2 separate regions of the Homo sapiens genome follow, and region 2 is linked to region 1. Evidence: chromatin loops called from intact Hi-C (ENCODE). Cell type or tissue: MCF 10A. All regions are shown on one strand.

Evidence for each region. A loop is a pair of places that touch in the nucleus more often than their neighbours do. Peaks named below come from ENCODE experiments on the same cell type or tissue, not always from the same donor. Only the 100,000 strongest peaks of a DNase experiment are listed, where the experiment ranks them.
Region 2: a loop joins it to region 1, with 9 times the contacts of the local background. A loop is called at or near these places in 1 of 110 quality-filtered maps.

What each region holds. Positions count from the first base shown.
Region 1 is chr2:29,065,160-29,073,159 of GRCh38, forward strand. It overlaps PCARE (photoreceptor cilium actin regulator), which reads right to left. Exons shown (of 2, transcript NM_001029883.3): 1 at 5,435-8,000. Among named protein-coding and RNA genes, the nearest start is that of PCARE, 5.4 kb to the right of the region's middle. RefSeq lists enhancers at 1-652, 1,954-2,454. In MCF 10A, no CTCF peak of the experiment used is centred here; DNase peaks (open chromatin) are centred at 1,332, 2,052 and 3,552.
Region 2 is chr2:29,455,563-29,463,562 of GRCh38, forward strand. All of the region lies in intron 4 of ALK (ALK receptor tyrosine kinase), which reads right to left. Among named protein-coding and RNA genes, the nearest start is that of CLIP4, 340 kb to the left of the region's middle. In MCF 10A, no CTCF peak of the experiment used is centred here; DNase peaks (open chromatin) are centred at 4,479 and 6,929.

The sequences.
Region 1 (8,000 bases):
TCCCCAGCCCTCTCCCACAAGCCTGTTCACCCTGGGTGCCAGGCCTCTGCCCTCTGTACCAGGCTTGCCAGGCTGGTGCCGCCATTGCCGTGTGCCTGCAGGGGTGGGCGCTGTGGGAGCTGGGGTGACTGGCTGAGTCCTGTTCTTTCCCCTGAAGCCCTGGATCCTGCTGCTCTGAACAAAGCAACTCCCTCAGAAGCTCTGGGAGCTGGGCCTTTATTTTGTTTTTGTTTTTAAAGCACTTCTTGTTTAATAAGGGTTAGGCTTAGCCAGTTGAATTAAAGACAACAACAACAACAAGGAAAAAACCGGCTTCGCTCAGCTGCCACCCTTTTCCCGAATAGAGAAAAATGCAAACAGCTTGGCCCAGCGCAGGCCCCGCATTTGGCTGGAACAGAGATTCTCAGCTGCCAAGTGACACAGCTAAGAGGGGCTTTGCATGGGGAGAGGACCCCCACAGGAGCCTGAGTGGGATTTGGGAGTGCCTTGGGAGTGCAGAATGGAGGGTGGCCCTGAGCATGGAGCAAGCTTTGGCTAGCAGGGGACCTGCCCAGGAAACCACACTGGCCGTCTGCTGGCAGGACAGCCTGAGGCTTCCCAGAGTGGGAATTAGAGGCTGACTGCCTGGTTTCAAGTCCTGACTCTCTGGCTTATTAGTTCACCCCTCTGAATCTTTGCTTCCTTCCTTATAAAATGGAAGTAATAGGCCGGGCGTGCTGGCTCACACCTGTAATCCCAGCACTTTGAGAGTCCTAGGAGGGCGGATCACCTGGGGTCAGGAGTTTGAGACCAGCTTGGCTAACATGGTGAAACCCCATCTCTACTAAAAATAGCAAAAATTAGCCGGGCATAGTGGTGGACACCTGTAATCCCAGCTACTCAGGAGGCTGAGACAGGAGAATCGCTTGAACCCGGGAGGCAGAGGTTGCAGTGAGCCGAGATTGCGCCATAGCACTCCAGTCTGGGCAACAAGAGTGAAACTCTGTCTTAAAATAAAAATAAAAATTAAAAAAGGAAGTAATAATAGTACCCAGCTCATCAGGCACTCATAGGTATCAATACTGGGTGAAGCATGGAAGACCCTTGGCATACTATTGTATTAATAGCATAAGTGCCCCATAGGTGGGTAGTGACACTATGGAGCTGCATTGTTGAATGAACAGGAAGTCACACTAGGAAAGGACTCTAGGGACCACACTATCCTACTACAGGGACTATGAGGCCTTGGTCAGAGCTCTCAATCAGTTGCCTCAGGGCCAGGACAGGACCCTAGTTCCCCACATGCACAGGCAAGAAGGCCCTTCTCTCTGCTCGCGACAGCACATTCTTGCCTGATCTGTGAGCTTTATTGCACAATGTGCTCAGCTCTGTGAGGTCAGGCTTACATGGGATGCCAAACCAGTGGAGAATATGTTTGCATTTGGATCTGAACAAGATCGAGGTGGGTGGTAGGAGTCGTGGGTAAGTGGGGTGGGCGCTAAGACCAGCACACAGCTATGGTTGTCAGACAGGAAGGAACCCAACTCACTGTGCCATGGAGCCAATCTCATCTGTGTTGGCCTCCGGCCCCATCACAGGTCCCTACAGGAGTTCAGGGCCCAGGGCCCACTGGGTATCTGATCCAGGAGACTGAGTAAGGGCGGCAGAGCGTGCATGCCTGGGCAGTCCAGGCCAGGTGAAGACTGAAAACACCACATTGAGGGGAGAAAGTCTGGAGCCTTCTCAAATGCACACAGTGCCCCAACATCCTGAGACCTAGAGGCTGGTAGCTCTGCTGGGGGATTTGGCACAGAAATAACAGTTGAAGCTCAGTAATTGAGCTTCCTGGGTAAGCCTCCAAGGGCTGTTCCCAATCCCCAGGTCCCCAAGATCAGGAGATATAAACATCATCCATTTTTCTAAAAAGGGGGCTTCTGCCTGCACGGAGTGACTGGAAGGGCAGGCTGGTTCAGCTTGCAGGCCTGCCTCAGCTGCAAGACATCATGGGTGTGGTTGTGTCCCTGCATGTCCGTGCTTGGGGAAACAGCCCGTTCTGAGCAGCCTCTGGCTTCCTGGCACTGGCTTGTTGCATGATCTTGGGGAAATCATGCCTAGTCCCTGGTGGTGTTTCCCCATATGCAGGATGGCAGAAAAAAATGCTTGCCATTCACAGGGTGGCAAAGGCTTGATATGCTTACAGCAGGTGCACTTCTGCTCCCAGATGCCAACTTTATACCTGGGGGCAGGGGTGCTGGGGAATGAGCACTTTCCCATCACATGCTCACAGTGTGGGAAGGCTTACAGCTGTGTGGTGTCATAAGAGGCGGGGGAATGGTTGCGAGTCATTATACAACCTTCCACGTGACCTTGGGAAGCGTCCTGTTTATGAACCCTCCCCTCTCTCTCTTTTTTTACATTTTTCTCTAGATGAGGTCTCACTCTGTCACTCAAGCTGGAGTGCAATGGCACGATCTTGGCTCACTGTAACTGCCACTTCCCAGGTTCAAGCAATTCTTGTGCCTCAGCCTCCCGAGTAGCTGGGACTACAGGTGCGTGCCACCATACCCTGCTAATTTTTGTATTTTTAGTAGAGACGGGGTTTTACCATGGTGGCCAGGCTGGTCTGAAACTCCTGACCTCAGGTGATTCACCCACCTCAGCCTCCCAAAGTGCTGGGATTACTGGCGTGAGCCACTGCACCTGACCGTCCTCTCTCTTTCAAGCCACTGTTACCTCCCTGCCGCCCCTGCCCCAAGTATTGAGATTCAGGACACAAAACAACCTTTTAGGCTGCCCTATTCTGAGGAGAAGGCTGAGAGAAGGGCATCATTTTCTTCTTGAACAATTTTATGTTACTTTATTATTGCTCCTGCTGTTTTAAAATGTTAGTGTTTTTAATTAATGCCATTTTATTGTCCCTGTTCTCTCAAGCTCTTCTGCTGAAGGGCACAGTTCTAGAAATCTAATAACTGAATAAGTGGCGGGAGTGAGGAATAATGCATTAACATTTATAGAGATTCTCAGATGAAAACCACTGTACTGTAGGAAGCTCATTTTAGATTTAAGAAAAGAGCAATGTTACATTAAGATTCTTGCAAAAATAATCAATATTTCATTTCTTTCAAGTGGCTGGGGAAGTTTATCTAACTGTAATAATGCACAACTTTCCCAAGATAATATCTTTATTTTACATTGACTGCCGAGTACTTTGTAAAAAATTACCATTTGTGCCTGGACAGATTGTGAAGTCTGCAAAACGTATCACTCTGGCAGAAATTAACTGCTGATTTACACAATCGTGGGCTATGCAAAGATAGCAAGGACCGATGTTAGTTGAGCTTTGTCTGATCTTGATAGACACATTAATAAGAGTTCTTCTCTAATAGACCTCAGACATTTTTTTTTTGTTTCTATGCCAGGTTGGGAAAAGGCACATTTCCCCGTGTATTCTGTAAAATAACCACTTGAGCATACGAGTTCTTCTTTCAGTGTCCAGTAATGGCTACACTTTGACTCACGCCCCATTGCGGCTGCATGCCTGGGCCTGTCTGCACGGCTGGACCAATGACATGCACGTCCATTGCCCTGATGAGAAAGGCACACTTGGAACTCAGCCTGCCCGGGGGAGAGGTAGCAGCCCCACCCCTGGATTCTGGTGCTCAGCACTCATGAAGACTCTTGTTCTCACTCTACAAACTTTTGAAGTTAGAGGAGAAGTGGAGCTAGGTCCTTGGGGATATGGGAAGCCACACATTTATATTCTATGCCTCCAGGACTAGCCATTCTCAAAGTGTAGTCTGGGGGCCCCTGGTTATTCCTGAGACACTTATAGGGGGCCCACGATGTCAAAACTATTTTCATCATAATACTAAGATGTCACTTCTCTTTCTCACTCATTCTTTTGTGAATGCAGGGTGGAGAGCCCCGCGTCTACATGAGGTGTGAGATCCCAACAGGTTGACAATGGAAGCAGAGCTGAGAATCCGGTCATCTTATATTAAGCCAGATGCTAAAAAGGTTTGAAAAAATGTAAGACAGTGCTACTCTTCTCCCTAAATTTTTTGTTGTTGTAGAAGATACTCTTTTCATAAAGACACATGCATGCAAATGTTCATTGCAGCACTATTCACAATAGCAAAGATATGGAGTCAACCCAAATGCCCATCAATGACAGATTGGATAAAGAAAATGTAATGCATATATATACCATGGAGTGCTATGCAGCCATAATAAAGAACAAGATCATGTCTTTTGCAGGCACATGGATGGAGCTAGAGGCCATTAATTATCCTTAGCAAACTAACCAAATACTGCATGTTCTTACTTATAAGTGGGAGCTAAATGATGAGAACTCATGGGCACAAAGAGGGGAACAGTAGACACTGGGGCCTCCTTGAGGGTGGAAGGTGGGAGGAGGGAGAGAGCAGAAAAAATAACTATTGTGTATTATTAGTACCTGGGTGATGAAACTATCTGTACAATAAACCCCTTGTGACACAAGTTTACCTACATCACAAACCTGCACATGTACCCATGAACCTAAAATAAAAGCTTTAAAAAAAGTGGACACAAGAAAATACACACTTTTTATAAGAGTATATTATTTGTGTTAACGTATTTTTTAAAAAAATAATAAATATTTTACATATTTCTCAGTTTTAACTTCCAATACAGTAAACATTGATAGATATAGCCTCCACACGCAAAGGCTCTTTTGGGCTCTTAATAACTTTAAAGGGTTTAAAGCCATCCTGGGACCAAATAGCTTGAGAACCTCCCAACTAGATGCTGGTCTCCTGCGGGGAACCAGAAACATGGGGAGCCAGGCTGCTGGTTTGAGACACGGCACCAGTGAGCCAGCCACAGGGGCAAGCCTTTTCATCTCAGTTTCCCCAGCTGTAAAACATGGGGTGTGTGGGGTTGAACTAACTTGAGTGTTTTGAACTTTACTATTTTATTTTTTTGAGATATATATATATATTTTTAAGTTCTGGGATACATGTGCAGAACGTGCAGGTTTGTTACATAGATATATTTGTTTCATGGTGGTTTCCTGCACCTATCAACCCATCATCCAGGTTTTAAGCCCCGCATGCATTAGGTATTTGTCCTAAGGCTCTCCCTCCCCTTGTTCCCTACCCTCCAACAGGCCCCGGTGTGTGCCCTTCCTGTGTCCATGTGTTCTCATTTGAACTTGATTTTTTTTAATACAGCAGGGCCTCTTTTCAATTAAAATATTTCCTAGGCAGCTGGAATGTGTAACAGATAAGAGCACAGTAACTCAAGGTTGGAGAGTGGGGGAGCTGGAACTGCCCCCTACACCTTTTTCCCAACTGCCTCTTCTCTTGGAGCACAGTTTGAAAACTACTGAGACCCAGAAGATCTTTTGGCCCATTCGCTCTGTTCCTCTCTAGTCCAAGCCGCTGAAGGGCAGTGACCCCAGGACACTCCTTACCTGTTCTGGCCGAGCTGGGATTCATAAGAGGTGCTGGTGGGGTCCAAGGTGGGAGGCTGCGGTCGGCCACCTGGCTGGCGGTCAGAAGCTGTCCTCCTGAGGAAAGGCAGAGGGTTGAGGGCACACAGAGCTGCTCTCCGCTGCGAGTCTGCTCTCAGCCAAGGCCCTGAGCTGTTCTTCCAGCATTCTGCTGGGTTCCCGAGAGGGCCCCCAGCCTCTGGCGGCAGCGATGGTGGGGTCAGTGGGTGGGCTGTTGAGAGTGGCGGTTTAGCTTCAAACAGAGAGGAGGTAGCTGGGCAGAATATGGAATGTGTGTTCCCAGACACTTTGGCTATGACTGCTTGGCTGTCTTCAGAGTCTCTTGTTTCCTTGTGCTCCTGAGAAGGGGACATTGGGGGTGATGGGGAGGGAATCGAGAAAGGGGGGCTTGCTTCTGGGTGCTGGGTTGGGGGGCTGGGGACCTTGCACTGAGCAGGTGCACTCTCGGGGGGAGGGTTGGGCAACTTGGGCTGGTGCGGTGGGGAAGTTCGCCGCTTTGTGGTGGGTGGGCTTAGCACCCTGGGGCTCACAGGTGGGCTGGGGGGCGTCTGCACAGCAGAGGGGCTTGGCTGGGCAGGTCTGTAAGAGGAGGGAAGGCTCCGGCGCCTCTTGTCTGCTTGAGGCACCCAGTGTGTCCTCGTGGGAGAGGCCTTTCTGCCCACAGGGGGGCTTCTCTCTCGGCTCTGCCTTGGTCTGGCCAGGCTGGACTCTGAGGTCCTGTTTTGTCCAGATGGAGGGCCGGAGTGGTGCCAGGCGATGGCCTTCCGGGGCTGCCTGTAGAGGCTGGTGGCCTTCTCTGCCTGACTCCAAGTCCCACCCTTCACCTCGGGGCTTTGGCTGGTGGCTGGTGGGCTGCTCAGGTCCAGGGCTGGCTTCCTGGGCTGGCAGCTGCTCCTGCCACTCCCTGGCCCTGTGCTGTGAGGCTTGGTCAGGCTGGCGGTGCTCTTGCTGGGCAGCAAGTCCAGGGGGCTCACAGAGGCCCTCAGCTTTGGGGAAGCCCATGTTCTCCTGGTGGGGCCAGCCTCTCCCGGCCCTGGCTCCTGGGTTTCCTTGGGGGAGTTCTCTGTGGACTTGCTGCTTTCTGGGGACTCCAGAGAAGCGAATGATTTGTCCATCAGAACTTCCATAGGCGGTGGAGGGAGGTGCTCGAGGTTCCCCTCCATTTCACAGCTGAGCTCCTCACTCTTGGCTGCTTCTGCTTTAGGCAGAGGGGGAAAGATAGGTGCTAAGGGCTTCCAGCCTATGCCCATTTTGAGAGATTCTCTGCCTGATGCTGGAGAAATTTGGGGCTTCGGATACAAAGGGGCAAGCCCTGTGTACTTGGGAAATCTGGGGGGCATGATGCAATTCCTGAGGCAGGGACTTGCCCCAGCGTCCTTAGAGTCCCCCAGCATCCTCAGACTCTCCGTGGGACTGAAAGTTTCAATAAGCTTCTTGACGGATGTTCTGGTGGGACAGCCTCTGACATTCCAGTCTGTGGCCTTGGCAGCCTCACTGACCTCTCCTGATGGGATGGCATTTGGAAGCTTCCCAGCTTTGCCTTGTTCGTCCTCAGGATGGGGATTGCATTTCTGCAAGATGCTCTTGTCCTGACTAGGCAAAATACTGAAGTTCTTGGTGAGGGATGCCTTGAGCCTGCTGGTGGTGTTGCTTGGACTGACCCTGCAGGTGCCATTGGGCCACACGGCGGCTGCTCTGGGCTGCAGAATTTGCTCCTGGCTCTGCCCCTGCCCTTTGGCACCCAGGGCATAAAATGCCTCCAGCTTCTGACTGAGGTCCCTCTGGACCCTTCGCAGCTCCTGAAAGGTGGGGTCCTCCACGTGACTCTGGAGACACGACTCTGACTGGGACCTCGTCTGCCTCTCAGGGGCCCTCCTGCTGCCACTTACCGTGCTAGGTCTTGGGGGGACCACTGTCCTCCCCTCCTCCTCCTCAGACCAGTCCTGGTGCCCACAGGGCACAGGGACAAACTTGATCCTTTCGCTGATTGACTCCTTCATCTTCAGAATCATTTCCTGGGCCTGGAGGCTCCTAAGCCTCCTGGTGCGGGCCTGAAATGGGCTTTCCCGGTCAGCAGGTGAAGATTGTGGCCTTGAATGTGGAGTTTTTTCCTGCCAGGCACACAGACTCATGCTGCTCATTTTGTCTTCCTCCTCCTCCTCTGGGCTGCTGTCCTCGCTGTCACTAAGAGATGAAGCGTCCATCGGCCTGGAGGTTTTGGAAAGGTGTGGTTCCACAGAGACCCCAATCCCAAAGGAATCACATGGGGTGCTTGTCCCCAGCTTCAAAGGTGGGGAGGTGATATTTTCTGGGCTTGTACTGGAGAGGCATGGGCTCCTTGCTTCGTCCTGTGCTCGTGGCTGAACCTTTGCCATAGGAGCCCCTGAGAGCAGGCAGTCCTGGGGTCTGCCTGAGCCCAAACAGAATGGACTTTGCTGCCAGGTGTGTCCTGACTGCCTGGCCTCTGTGTGGGGTGAAGTCACCGACTTCCATTCTTCGGGCTCTGGTGCAAGGTCCCAGCTGGTTT
Region 2 (8,000 bases), 390 kb after region 1:
TCACTGTCAGTTTTCAAATAAGGACTGTTTTGTTAGCTCCACAATCAAAATGATCTAATTGGCTGCAGAAGGGAACAAGCACAATATCCCCAGGGGGAACCTTCCTCCGGATGCAAGAAAGAAAAGGTCAAAAACCACTTGACTGACTAAGAGAAGTAAGAGAAATGGGAATTCAAAAGCTTCTATTTATAACTGCACAGACTGAAGTTCTGGGCTGTGCCCTTGACTGGGCAATTATGTTGCAGAGACTGCCTTTCCATCTTTGGGTGGCTCTTGAAAAAGAGAACTGACACAACCAGGCTCTTCTCTTACACAGACTCTCTACTCTGTGGTTTTCCCGAGGTCCCTGCACTCCTAGCATTGTGGGGGTGCAAGGAACACAGCCATAAGTTTGAGGCCAAAGAGCTCTAGATTAAAACTGAGCCTGGTGGGAATACCACTTTATATCCATTAGGATGCCTATTATCAATAAACAACAACAACAATGTCCAGAAAATAATGAGAGTAGTGAGTGGGTAAGGTGGAGGAGAAATTGGAACCCTCGTGCATTGCTGCTGGGAATGTAAAATGGTGCAGGGGCTGTGGAAAACAGTTTGGTGGTTCCTCAAAAAGTTAAACATAGAATTGTCGTATGCTCCAGCAATTCTACTCCTGGGCATATACTGGAGAGAATTGAAAGCAGGGAGTCAAATAGATATTTGTACACCCACGTTCATGGCAGCCAAAGTAGCCAAAAAGTAGAAACAACCTGTGTCCATTGACAGATGAATGATTACACAAAATGTGGCACGCACACACACAATGTAATATTATTCAGCCTTAAAGAGGAAAAAAAATTTGACACACACTCCGAGATGGATAAACCTTTAAGACATGAGAAGTGAAATAAGCCAGTCACAAAAAGACAAATATTGTATGATACCACTTACATGAGGTATGTAGAGTAGTCAAATTCATAGAGATAGAAAGTAGAATGCTGGTTGCCAGGGGCTAGAGGGAGAATGAGGACTTATTGCTCAACTGGTACAGAATTACAGTTTTCAAGATGAAAAACATTCTGGAGTTGGATGGCAGTAATGATTGCACAATAATATGAATATACTTAATGTCCCTGAACTGTACCCTTAAAATGGTTAAATGGTAAATTTTATGTTATATGTATTTTACCATAATAAAAAATGGGAATATTACCACCTAGATTGTGGGGTTATTTTTGAGGATTAAATTAGATGTCACATGTGAAATATCTAGAATAATGCTCCATCTCCTAATAGTTGCTCAACGTGTACTGGTTTCTTTCTTTACAGAGAATATACAATTTATACAGAGTGTGCCCTTGCCTTCTCAGTTAGGGGAGAATAACTGAAAAGTGGCCACGCACATAAAGACAAAATAGAACGACATTTCTACTGCAAGATGACCACACTCAAAGAAGAAAGAAAGTAATCACAAGCCAGTCTGGAGACCCTGCTTTCTCCATTGTATGCCTTAAAAACAAACAGCTTCTTGCAGCACACTGAAAGCAGAAAGGCACCGTGGTAACTTTCTCTTGAGTTTAAAACAGAAGGGGAGATGTACCTCTCTGGGTCTGAAAAGTGAAGGGAGTATCCTTCCTTACCTACTTAGTCCACTAGGCCAGCTAACACTTCAGCATTGGCTCGATTGAAATGTAGGAGCTGGAATCTTACCCACCTGGCTGAATGGTGTTTCTGGGTGGTGAGTCACTGCATCTGCCCATCTATGCTCAGGTGAACTTCAGAAATAAGGTGAAGAAGTAAACCGGAAGGGATGAGCCTCGGTTAGGAGTAGGGAGGGCTTCAGCTGCTGCTGGGAAATGGGCTTTCAGGGGATAATTCCAAACAGTACTTCTCTAAGGCTTCTTCCAGATCATTTGCAGTGCATCTATGGCCTCTGTGTATGGACAGGTTTCCATCTGCAGGTCTCAGGGGAACTCTTCCTGCAGGAGCCCAGGTGAGGCCCTGAACCCTATTGTACACTTGTCTAGGTCTGGGCGTGACTCTTTGTCTTCTTACATTGCTCCTTCTCAGATGGTGCCTTCAAACAACACTATGAATCAGGGAGCTTGGGTTCAGATCACGTTTTCAAACCTGTCACATCTACATATAGAGATAAATAAAACCAATAACAGTGGTTTATCAAGAGTCTACTATTTGTCAGACTGTACTGGGTGTTTTACATACATTATTTCATTCACTTCCCACAATAATCCTTTGATGTCGGTATTATGATTTCCTTCTCATGGATGAGGAAACTGATGTTTAGAGAGGTTAGGTGCCTTGTACAAGGTACTAAAACAAAAAAATCCTTCACACATACTTTTCTCCTGTCCAGCCACAGTCTTTCAGCATCTTGAAAGTACTATCATCAATACTTTAGGAAGTCAGGAAGGTCTCAGATGCTACTCTCACCAATAGCCTTTGTGAAAGCTTACCGGTGTGCTTAGCTTATAGGAAAAAAAGACTCTAAGAATGACAAATGGAGACATGTAATCTACTTTTTAAACCTATAATCGTGTTTAACATGTGACTCCCACAGTGTTTTACAATGTGTATACATATACATACATGCACACATACATGTACACACACATAGCTATGTAAACTTAAACGTATATGCTTGGGTATACATTTGTTTACATTTGACAATCATTTCAGGTACAGTTATGTAACTTGGGACACACAGCCTGGAATAATCATCCATAACTTGATTAATTTGCTTCAAAATCAACCAGGAAAACATCTGCTCAGTCACACCCGGGGACTTAGCTTCAGAGACGCTATGTTGTAATATTACATAGAACTTTGAAGCATTCCATTAAGCGTTTATAGTAATTTATCATCTGCACTTTCCAATGCTCTGGGCTAAGGAGATGTCGCTAATCATTACACCTTGATTGGGCTGTCTTTCATTTGAGGGACTCCATGCCCTTTATAGATACTGCATCAATCTTGCAAATGCCTTCAACACAATCTTGAGGCTTAACATTTCTTATTGACCTACAGAATGCATTGGGAATTTCCTATTGTTCCCTGTGGATCAAATTAGGAGTTTCAATGATGTCTATCACAAGCAGACCTGGGTGATAGTGGCTTCATTTCACAGACAGTGACTGAACAACTGAACCATAGCTGAAGCCTCCATTAAGATTGAATTCTCCTGGTGCTGGAGAAAATTGTCAGTAAGAATAAAAGTTGCTGCCATGATTGAGTGCTTACACTGTGGAGGGGCTGTGCTAAACAGAAGGTACAGCTACCAGTCAGCAACCTGCCCTTTTGTTTGGTGTTCCCCTTTCTGATACTCCCAAATGCCCATTGTAGGTGCACATCTACCCAAGAACACCTGCTTTTGCCTCACTGAGTGGTTCCCAGTCATACAGGACCACACTTTTCCATTTTAATAGGCTTATAGGTCACTTGGGAAATGTTTCAAAATATAAGTTCCTGGGACTCACCTAGAGGTCCACCTTCAGTAGGACTGAATTTATATTTTAAATTAACAATCCTTCTGATGCCATCTAACATATGCCTTAAAAACAAACAGCTTCTTGCAGCACACTGAAACTTGCAGACTTTGATAACTGCTGACTTAGGACATTCAAGGTCATTCTTATTCTCCATTGAAATTTTCCCCTTTGTTCACTCCTTAATTTACCGAGAGGTTAACATAATGAATGATCTCATTTCATTGGTGCTTTTATAGGTTGAAAGTCACTTTCTCCAACATCCACATTTGAAGCACATGGCAGCCATCTAAACTTCAGGCAGGAATAGGGACAGACATGGCGGACACCAATGGACACTCCTCTGCTGCTCCCTCTCTTCTGTCAGCAGGACGCTGATGTTTTCAGAGGTTGGGCTGGAGATTCCTTAAAACTTGGGAACATAAGTCCCTATCTAATCCTCAGGCGGAAATCTTTGATTGTTGCAAACTCGTTATTTTTGGCAACTGATTGGCTAAGGATGGGCATGTTCTAGCTAATGATTTTTTTTTTTTAAGTGTGCTGAGGGAGAATTTTTCTTCCTGAATTAAAAACAAACAACTTCCAGAGGTAGAGGACTTTGCTTCTTCTTTCTTCCTGGAACTTATAAATGAATAGCCATCTTGTGACACTGAAGTAACAAGCATACAAATAAAAGCCAAAATGCTAAGTATGATGGGACAGAAAGATAAAAACAGCTGAGGTCCCCAACAATATCACTGAATGTCTAAAAAACATTTAGTAACTGCATACCTCTGAACTTATTTTTAAGTAAGAAAAGCGAATCTCTGTTTAGATCACCATAAACTGAATTTTATGTTACTTTCAGCTAAAAGCATTCCTGACTGATATAGAAGTATTATAATGATTAAAATCCATGTTTTGTAAAAAGCAGCCTCAGAAAGGTTATGTGACTCACTCCAAATCTCTAAGCAAGTACACAGTGGATCCTCAGCTGGAACTCAGCTTGACTCATTGCAAATCTTGACCCATCCACCCTGGAGCCTTGCTCCACAGTGAAGAGGTTTTAGTGACTACCTTGCAGTAGGAGTGGAACGAACACAGCAAGATGTGGGGGCTGAGCTCCTGATCTCACTTCAGCCAGAAGAATTCTTGTTAATATATTTTCTAAATTGGGCTTCCATGTAAAATACAATTTAAAGAAAGAGTTTTGATGCATGAAAAAATCGTTTGAAATACAATAGCATTATGCCATGCTGCTTTCTTCTTAAATGTAAGGCATTGTAGATACAAAGAATGCAATACTTGATCATTGTTCTAAGCACATTTGTTACCCAGCGGAGGACATAAGTCATATACACATGCAGGCACGCCTTGTTTTATTGCACTTCACAGACATTACATTTTTTACAAACTGAAGATTTGTGGCAGCCCTGCATAGAGTAAGTCTATTGGCACCATATTTTCCAGCAGTGTGTGCTCACTTGTCTCTGTGTCACATTTTGATACTTCTTACAATATTTCAAATTTTTTCATTATTATTATATCTGTTCCAGTGATCTGGGATCAGTGATCTTTGATGTTAGTATTGTAATTGGTTTGGGATGCCAAAAACCACGCCAAAATAAAACAGTGAATTTAATCAATAAATGTTGTCTGACTGCTCCACCGACATGCCATTCTCCATTTTTCTCCCTATCTTCAGGCCTTTCTATTCCTTGAGACACATCATATTTAAATGAGGCCAATTACTAGCCCTACAATGGCCTCTAAGTGTTCAAGTGAAAGGAAGCGTCATATGTCTTTAACTTTAAATCAAAAGTTGGAAATGATTAAGCTTGGTAAGGAAGGCATGTTGAAAGCTGAGACAGACCAAAAGCTAGGCCTCTTGCACCAAATAGCCAAGTTGTGAATGCAAAGGAAAAGTTCTTGGAGGACTTTTAATAAAAAGTGTTACTCAAGGGAGCACACAAATGATAAGAAAAGTGAAACAGACTTATTGCTGCTGTGCAGAAAAGTTTCGGTGTTCTGAATAGGAGATCAAATCAGCCAAAATATTCTCTTCAGCCAAAGCCTAACCAAGAACAAGGCTCTAACTCTCTTCAGTTCCAGGAAGGCTGAGAGAGGCGAGGAAGCTGCAGAAGAAAAGTTTGAAGCTAGCAGAGGTTGGTTTATGAGGTTTAAGGCAACAAGCCATGTCCATAACATAAAAGTACAAAGTGAAGCAGCAAGTGCTGATGGAGAAGCTGCAGCAAGTTATCTAGAGATCTAGGTAAGATCACTGATGAAAGTGGCTACACTACACAACAGATTTTCAATATAGATTAAAACTTCCTTCTATTGAAAGATGCCATCTAGGACTTTCATAGCTAGAGAAGTCAATACCTGGCTTCAAAACTTAAAAGGACAGTCTGACTCTTTTGTTAAGGGCAAATGCAGCTGGTGACTTGTAAGTTACAAACAATATTCATTTACCATTCTGAAAATTGTGGGGCCCTTAAGAATTATGCTAAATCTACTCTGCCTGTGCCCTATAAATGTAACAACGAAGTCTGGATCACAATACATGGTTTACTAAATATTTTAAGTCCACTGTTCAGACCTATTGCTCAGAGAAAAAGATTCCTTTAAAAATATGCTTGTTGACAATGTACCTGGTTACACAAGGGCTCTGATGGAGCTGTATAAGGAAGTCAATATTGTATTCATTCCTGCTAACACAACATCCATTTTGCAGCCCATTGATCACGAAGTAATTTCAACTTTCAGTCTTATTATTTAATAAATGCATTCGTTAGGCTGTAAGTGCCATAGATAGTGATTCCTCTGATGGATCTGGGCAAAGCAAATGGAAACTCTTCTGGAAAAAAAAAAGGACCATTCTAGGTGTCATTAAGAATATTTTTGATTTGTAGCAGAGGTCGAAATATCAACATGGACAAGAGTTTAGAAGAAGTTGATTCCATCCCTCACGGATGACTTTGAGGGGTTTAAGACTTCATTGGAGAAAGCAACTGCAGGTGTGGTAGAAACAGCCAGAGAAGTAGAATTAGAAGGAGACTCCAAAGATGTGTCTGAATTGCTGCAATCTCATGATAAAATTTGAATGGAAGAGGAGTTGCTTTTTGTGGAAGAACAAAGAAAGTAGTATCTTGAAATCGAATCTATTCTTGGTGAAGATATTGTTAACATTGTTGAAATGACAAAAAGGATTTAAAATATTTCATAAACTTAGCTGATAAAGCAGTAGCAGGGTTTGAGAGGATTAACTCTAAATTTGAAAGAAGTTCTACTGTGGGTAAAACGCTATCAAACAACAACACATGCTACAGAAAACTCTTTCATAAAAGGAAGAGTTAGTTGATGCAGCGAACTTCATTGCTGTCATTTTTAAAATTGCCACAGCCATCCCACCCTTCAGCATCCACTACCCTGATTAGTCAACAGCCACCAACATTGAGGTCAGACCTGCCACGAGCTAAGAGATTCTGACTCACCGAAGGCTCAAATGATTGTTAGCATATTTTAGCAATAAAACATTTTCATATTAAGGTATGTACATTTTTTAGACATAATGCTATTGCACACTTAGTAAACAAAACTCATATGCACTGGAAAAACCAAACAATTTGTGTTACTTGCTTTACTGAGATACTTGCTTTATCGTGGTGGTCTGGAATATCTTAATGAGGTATGCCTGTACCATACTGAGAAGAAATGCAAGAGTTAAACTAGAGTCCTTTTAAAGCAATGGCTCCTTTTTGCTACAATGTGTCCTTGAAAACAGTGTTATAAAGCAAATCATTATAAAATGATTCCTATTTTCCCCATAGGAATTATGTCATAAAAAGGGTTATGCTGTTAACCAAAGACTTAGGATCCAATTAATTATAAATATAGCCAATAACAAGGCACAAGAGCAAAATGTAACATCATCTGAAATAATAAAATGATGATCCAAATCCTATAAAATGGGAATAAATATATAGAACATATTACAGCACATTTGGGCTGATTGTATAATCAAAGTAGTCTTATAACATATAATCGTAAAAACCTACACCATAAATCCGACCTAAGACTAACATGCTAACAATAATAAACCAAAAACATGTAATGAAGGATAATTTTATTTCCTTCTTTTAGACCTTAGATGGATTTTTACAGGATGGTTTAGATGCCCACTTCTCTTAACATGTGAAATACCCAAGGAAATTAGTGCTTACGTGCTCCCTTGTTTTGGATTGACTGTTGCAGCAAGAAGAAGGATTCCAGACATTCCATTCACTTGAAATACCACAGAAAATGATGACTGCTGTTCACAGTAGATATGGTATGTTTCATACTGAAAATATGTTTTAATATGAAAGTCTGTTCTTTGGTTTATTCAGAGCTCCTCAAAAACTTCTACTTTGGCTCATGAGGATTAACTGCTACAGGGATTGCTCTCATGTTACAAAGAAATAGAAAGCTGGAAATCTAGAAAAAATGGTGGGTTTCAGCCACTGAACAACAGACAGCACAAGACTTGAGAGAAGGG